Regions from separate parts of the Homo sapiens genome. Here region 2 is linked to region 1. A link is an interaction called in ENCODE POLR2A ChIA-PET data of the cell type or tissue named here. Cell type or tissue: HepG2. All regions are shown on one strand. Links, peaks and the distances in the headings refer to the core of each region. The heading gives the core; the rest is flanking DNA.

Region 1 (2,913 bases), core at 289-2,788:
TGCTTCTTATTACAGGAAAATTTCCACTGAGAACCTTTACTCCTTTATTCCTTTTACTCCTTTCTAGTTGCCTAAAAAGTATTTCTTTATAACTCCTATCTTCGTAATAGGCAGATCGTCTCCAACATCCCTAAGCTGGTGTCACCCCCTTTATTTCACAGAGAAGGAAGAGAAGCCTCAGCCTCTCAATTCCTTCCGGTCCCAGGAAGCCTGGTCCTAAGAGAGTACCACAGTAAATATCCCGCCAATGGCACCACCACCATCTTGCCAAGCAGGCGGCAGGCACTGCCAGCAACAGTCCTGGGGGCCTTGGTAGCAGGCTCAAGGCTCCCCAGGCTCGCCTTCTGTGAAGAGAGATGAATTATTTTAAGGAAGCCAACAGAAAAGCTGTTGAAAACACAAATGCTCCTTAATGACCATTAATTCTCAGCTTTCAGAGCATTAGGAGTGAGTCAAGTGCCCCCAGAGAATAAGCAGCTTCTTTTCCTGTTTACACAACCACTCTAATGTAAACACACTTTCAAAAGAAGGATGTGGAAGTGAGGTTGGGTGAGGCTGGCTGCAAAGTCCCAACTACAGTTCTTCAACTAGAGGGGACGAGGTTCCACATGCACTGACCTAACACCTGGCCCTCAGGAACTGCCAGCCTAGAGGGAAGGAGATGAATTAGAACCTGGTGCGGCCACACAACCTGGCAATACAGAGTGGTCAGGGGGAGTCCTGGGGGAGTCCCCAGGGCCCCACAAAGGAGGGGTACCTGTGCTAGACTTTGATAAATGAGGGGGAGTTCCAGATCCAAGAAAGGGGAGATGTTAGTTCAACTATCCAGCCAATACTAATTTGTAGTGCCTGTCATGCACTAGGGATTATTCTTGCCACTAAAGATGAAACAGGGGTGGGTGGAGAGTTGGGAAAAACAAACACAGATACTATCCTCATGGAGCTCATAGTCTAATGAAGAGTGAGAGTACAAAGGTAACAAAAATAGGAAAACGACATGAACTTCTGGGACACAGACACGTGTTCTTTCCTGAAACCCCATTAACATGACAGGAAAGCAATGTTCATGCAAAGGCATATACCCAACAAGGATGGTGCACTGAGGCACGGAAACACGGGAAGCTGGAAGGCGGAAAGATGCAGGCAAATCTCTCAGCAGATCAGAGAAAACTGAGTCCCGCTAGCAGTAGAGAAGATCTCCTGCTTATCCAAAGCTCAGGACCCAGGGGCACCAGGTACCTCTGAAGGTGGGGAAGCAGGGAAGTATGATAAACAAGGACTGGTCAAAGGTCTATTTAAGAAGCAGTTAGGGGCCGGGCGCAGTGGCTCATGCCTGTAATCCCAGCACTTTGGGAGGCCGAGGTGGGCGGATCACCTGAGGTCAGGAATTCGAGACCAGCCTGGCCAACATGGTGAAGCCTGGTCTCTACTAAAAATACAAAAATTAGCTGGGTGTGGTGGTACAGGCCTGTAATTCCAGCTACTCAGGAGGCTGAGGCAGGAGAATTTTTTGAACCCAGGAGGCAGAGGTTGCAGTGAGCTGAGAATGCGCCACTGCATGCCAGCCTGGGTGACAGAACAAGATTCCGTCTGAAAAAAAAAAAAAAAAATGCAGTTAGGGCCAGGCACGGTGGCTCACGCCTGTAATCCCAGAACTTTGGGAGGCTGAGGTGGGTGGATCACCTGAGGTCAGGAGTTCGAGACCAGCCTGGCCAACATGGCAAAACCCCATCTCTACTAAAAATACAGAAATCAGGCAGGCATGGTGGCACGGGCCTGTAGTCCCAGCTACTCAGGAGGCTGAGGCAGAAAAATCGCTTGAATCCAGGAGGCAGAGGTTGCAGTGAGCTGAGATCGCGCCACTGCCCTCCAGCCTGGGTGACAGACCAAGACTCCACCTCAAAAAAAAATAAAAATAAAAATAAAAAAAGAAGCAGTTAGAAATCCAGGTCCTTTCTCCACACCAAGAGGCTGGGACCTGCCCCATCTACCCCAGAAGAAGGCCAGAGGCTCATCCTCCAGAGATGGTTCAGCAGAGGCTCTCTGGCTTTGGAGCAGGGCAGATGAAAGCAAGTGAAGTGTCAAAACAGAGGGATTGAGTAAACATCAGCATGCTGAACCTTTGTTCTCCTTCCCTTCTTGGCACAAGGGCAGAAAAATCTCTGGGGACTCTGACCAGCCTGAAAAGAATGACCCAGAGATACTAACACTGGGATTACCTGGGAATTACCACTAAATCAGATCACCCTATAATGGAGCTCAGTGGGTGAGCCCCTACTACAAACTCAGAGCTCACAGATTTTTAATCCCCAATTCTTAAAATATGAGCAATCAAACAAAGCGTCCAACTTGGAATAAGGACTCTTGGAATAAGAGAGAAAACAAAATTTACTTAATATTAGTATCCTTAGAGGTAAGAGAAGATATCGCAACCATGATGCAAGAACAGGATGTAATACAACAGGGACTTTCAGACCAAAAGAACACTAGTAAATTCAAAATTTGACAGCAGAAATGAAAGGTTGAATAGGAGGGCTGACTGACAAATCAGATCAAATCCACCAGAAAATTGAGCAAAAAGACAAAGTGGTGACTGGGCCCTGTGGCTCACGCCTATAGTTGCAGCATTTTGGGAGTCCAAGGTGGGAGAATTGCTTGGGCCCAGGAATTTGAGACCTGCCTGGGCAACACAGATCTCATCTTTACAAAAAAAAAAAAAAAAAAAAATTCAAGAAAATTAGCCAGGTGTGGTGGTATGCATCTATGGTCCCAGCTACTCAGGAGGCTGGGGCGGGAGGATTGCTTGATCCTGGGAGGTCAAGGCTGCAGTGAGCTGTGATTGTGCCACTGCACTACAGCCTCAGTGACAGAGTAAGACCACGTATCAAAAAAAAAAAAAAAAAAAAAAGGAGG
Region 2 (2,913 bases), core at 149-2,648, 73 kb before region 1:
ATGTTGAACATGTTTTAATGTGCATGTTTGCCATCTGTATCTTCTCAAGTCTGTTCAAATTTTTTCCCCATGTCTTATTATTGAGCTTTGCAAATTCTTTATTTTTTGAGACAGAGTTTTGCTCTTGTTGCCCAGGCTGGAGTGCAATGGCACGATCTCGGCTCACCGCAACCTCCGCCTCCTGGGTTCAAGCGATTCTCCTGCCTCAGCCTTCCTGAGTAGCTGGGGTTACAGGTATGTGCCACCACACTGGGCTAATTTTGTATTTTTACTAGAAACGGGGTTTCTCCATGTTGCTGGTCTCGAGCTCCTGACCTCAGGTGATCTGGCCTCGGCCTCCCAAAGTGCTGGGATTACAGGCGTGAGCCACGGTGCCTGGCCACAAATTCTTTATATATTCTGGATACACATTTTTTATTAGACTTAGCTTTGCCAAAATTTCGTGGTTAGTCTTTTAACAGTGTCATTGGAAAGCAGTTTTTTATTTTGGTGGTCTAATATATTAGTTTGGTCTTTCATGGATAGTACTTTTGGTATTATATCTGAATTTTTGCTTAACCCAAGGTTTAGGGTTACATTTCTTCTAGAAGTTTTATAGTTTTAAGTGGATGATCCATTTGGAATTAATTTTTTTGTATGGCATGAGGTATAGACCCAAGTTTTGAGGGATTTTTCCATACAGATATCCAATTGTTCTGGCACCATTTGTTGAAAATGCTATCCTTTCTCCAGTGCATTACCTTTGTGGCTTTGAAAAAACTCATTTTGTATACATGTGTGGATTTGTTTTCAGACTCTGTTCCTTTGATCTATTTGCTTAACTTGATGAAATACCATGCTGTTTTGATGAGTACAGCTCTATAGTAATTCTTGAAATCAGGGAGTCTTCTTTTAAAATCTGCTCAGCTTTTGAAATACACAGTTATAACTTTTAATGTCCTTCTTTGCTAATTCTAACATCTGTGTAGTTTTGGATCTCTTAATCTCATTATGTGCTGTGCTTTCCTGCATCTTTGCATGCCTAGCAATCTCTGACTGGAGCCAGACAGTGAATTTTACTGTGTGGGGTACTGGACATTTTTATATTCCTATAAATCTTTTTGAGTCTTATTCTTGGATATATTTAATTGGTCCGGAAAAACAGTTTCATGTTTTAATGTGTTGTTTTTATGACTTGTTATTCAGGTCCAGCGCTCAGTCTTGGGCTAATTATTCCTCATTTACCAGGCAAGGCCTTCCTGGATATTTGTATTAATCATGCCTTTTGTTTTCTGTTTTATGATGCTTTGGTATCTTGGGCCTTGCTAATCCTGAAGGATGCTCCTCCCAGGGTTAGCTAATTCCTAGAGATAGTAAACAACTTGCTGGCAGCGTGTCTTTCATGTACAAACCAAACAATCCAAAGTCCACACCCAAAACTGCCTCCTTTATCTAACTCTCATACACTAAGCCAGTATTTCCTTTACCCTCAATCACCTCAGGGCAAGGTACTTTACAGAGACCACTTATAACCCAGTTGAAAATTATTCAGACTATCCAATCCTAAACTTGCTCAAACTTGCCTACTCTGCCTCACTCATTCCTTCATGAGAAAACTACAATGAAGGCTCTGGGTCTTGCTCTGCCATTGCTCCTTCTGCCTCCTGACTCAGGCTGGTGTCTCCCCATATGGCCCACGTAACGTGGTTTGCCCCCTTCTTTGAGAACTGTAATACATTCTTTCAAGGCAGCTGTCTCTGGGTCTTACCATACCTGATTAAAACAAAATCAGATATGGTACATCTTAAAACAACACTGTACTCCATATCCTGTGAATTTCTTGTCTGACTGATAGGAAAATGTTTAGTCTCAGCCTAGCATGACGCCAAGCACTGTTCCAATTCTTTATGGGTCTTCCCCAGCCTGTTAACTTCCTCACATCGGTGTGCTCATCAGTATTCTGCTGAATGTTCAAAAGCAACCCGCTGCAGATCTCTTGGGTTCTCTGTGTGGCTTTCTTCTCTTGACATTCTGTCCTATAGTCCTAGCTGCCTTGGTGGCTTCTCTGAACTCTTAGCTCTCGTTTCTCAATGCAGGCAGGCTGGTAGGTCAGCTTCAGTCCCCTTCCCTGTGCCACAGCTTGGAGACTCTTGTAAGCAGTGAGCTGGGGCAATTGTACAACTCCCCTTATTTATTTCTCGTTTCTCAGGGATTAGTCTCCTTCAATGTCTGATGTCTTGAAAACCATTGTTTCATATTATTTTGTGTGTGTTTTTTCAGACACAATGATAAATCAATTACTTTCATCTTGGCTAGTGGCAGAAAAACTCCTGTATGCTTTGATTGTTTTTTAAGGTTATGGTTCTACCAGTGTAGAAGCTGGGATAGTATCAGTGAATCAAGTGAGTCCACATCCACCCTTGTACAGATAACCAACCAGAGGCTGGGAGAGGTGGTCACGGTGGCACTCAGAACCAGAATTCATGTTTTTGGTTTTTCTTTTTCTTTTTGAGATGGAGTCTTGCTCTGTCACCCAGGCTGGAGTGCAGTGGCACAATCTCGGCTCACTGTAAGCTCCGCCTCCTGGGTTAAAGCAATTCTCTGCCTCAGCCTCCTGAGTAGCTGGGATTACAGGCACCCGCCCCAACACCTGGCTAATTTTTGTATTTTTAGTAGAGATGGGGTTTCACCATCTTGGCCAGGCTGGTCTCGAACTCCTGACCTCGTGATCCACCTGCCTCGGCCTCCCAAAGTGCTGGGATTACAGGCGTGAGCCACCGTGTCCTGCTCAGAATTCATGTTAAATACTGGTCTAATTACCTTTATGACATCATCCTTTAGTCTATATCTTCTTTAAATCTGAGTTATTCTTTTTTTTTTCTTTTTGAGACAGAGTCCCGCTCTGTTGCCCAGGCTGGTGTGCAGTGGTGCGAT

The links. Peaks named below come from ENCODE experiments on the same cell type or tissue, not always from the same donor. Only the 100,000 strongest peaks of a DNase experiment are listed, where the experiment ranks them.
Region 2: POLR2A ChIA-PET joins it to region 1 with 11 read pairs; 4 of 35 experiments call an interaction of 5 or more read pairs at or near these places.

Annotation. Positions count from the first base shown.
Region 1 is chr22:24,504,719-24,507,631 of GRCh38, reverse strand. All of the region lies in intron 3 of UPB1 (beta-ureidopropionase 1), which reads right to left. Among named protein-coding and RNA genes, the nearest start is that of UPB1, 11 kb to the right of the region's middle. RefSeq lists enhancers at 257-306, 727-816, 1,031-1,567, 1,568-2,106. In HepG2, for the core only: no CTCF peak of the experiment used is centred there; DNase peaks (open chromatin) are centred at 541, 921, 1,251 and 2,111; H3K4me3 peaks cover 533 bases.
Region 2 is chr22:24,577,525-24,580,437 of GRCh38, reverse strand. LOC124905091 (a long non-coding RNA gene) reads left to right here. Exons shown (of 2, transcript XR_007068024.1): 1 at 1-234. Among named protein-coding and RNA genes, the nearest start is that of LRRC75B, 14 kb to the left of the region's middle. In HepG2, for the core only: no CTCF peak of the experiment used is centred there; DNase peaks (open chromatin) are centred at 784 and 1,387; H3K4me3 peaks cover 437 bases.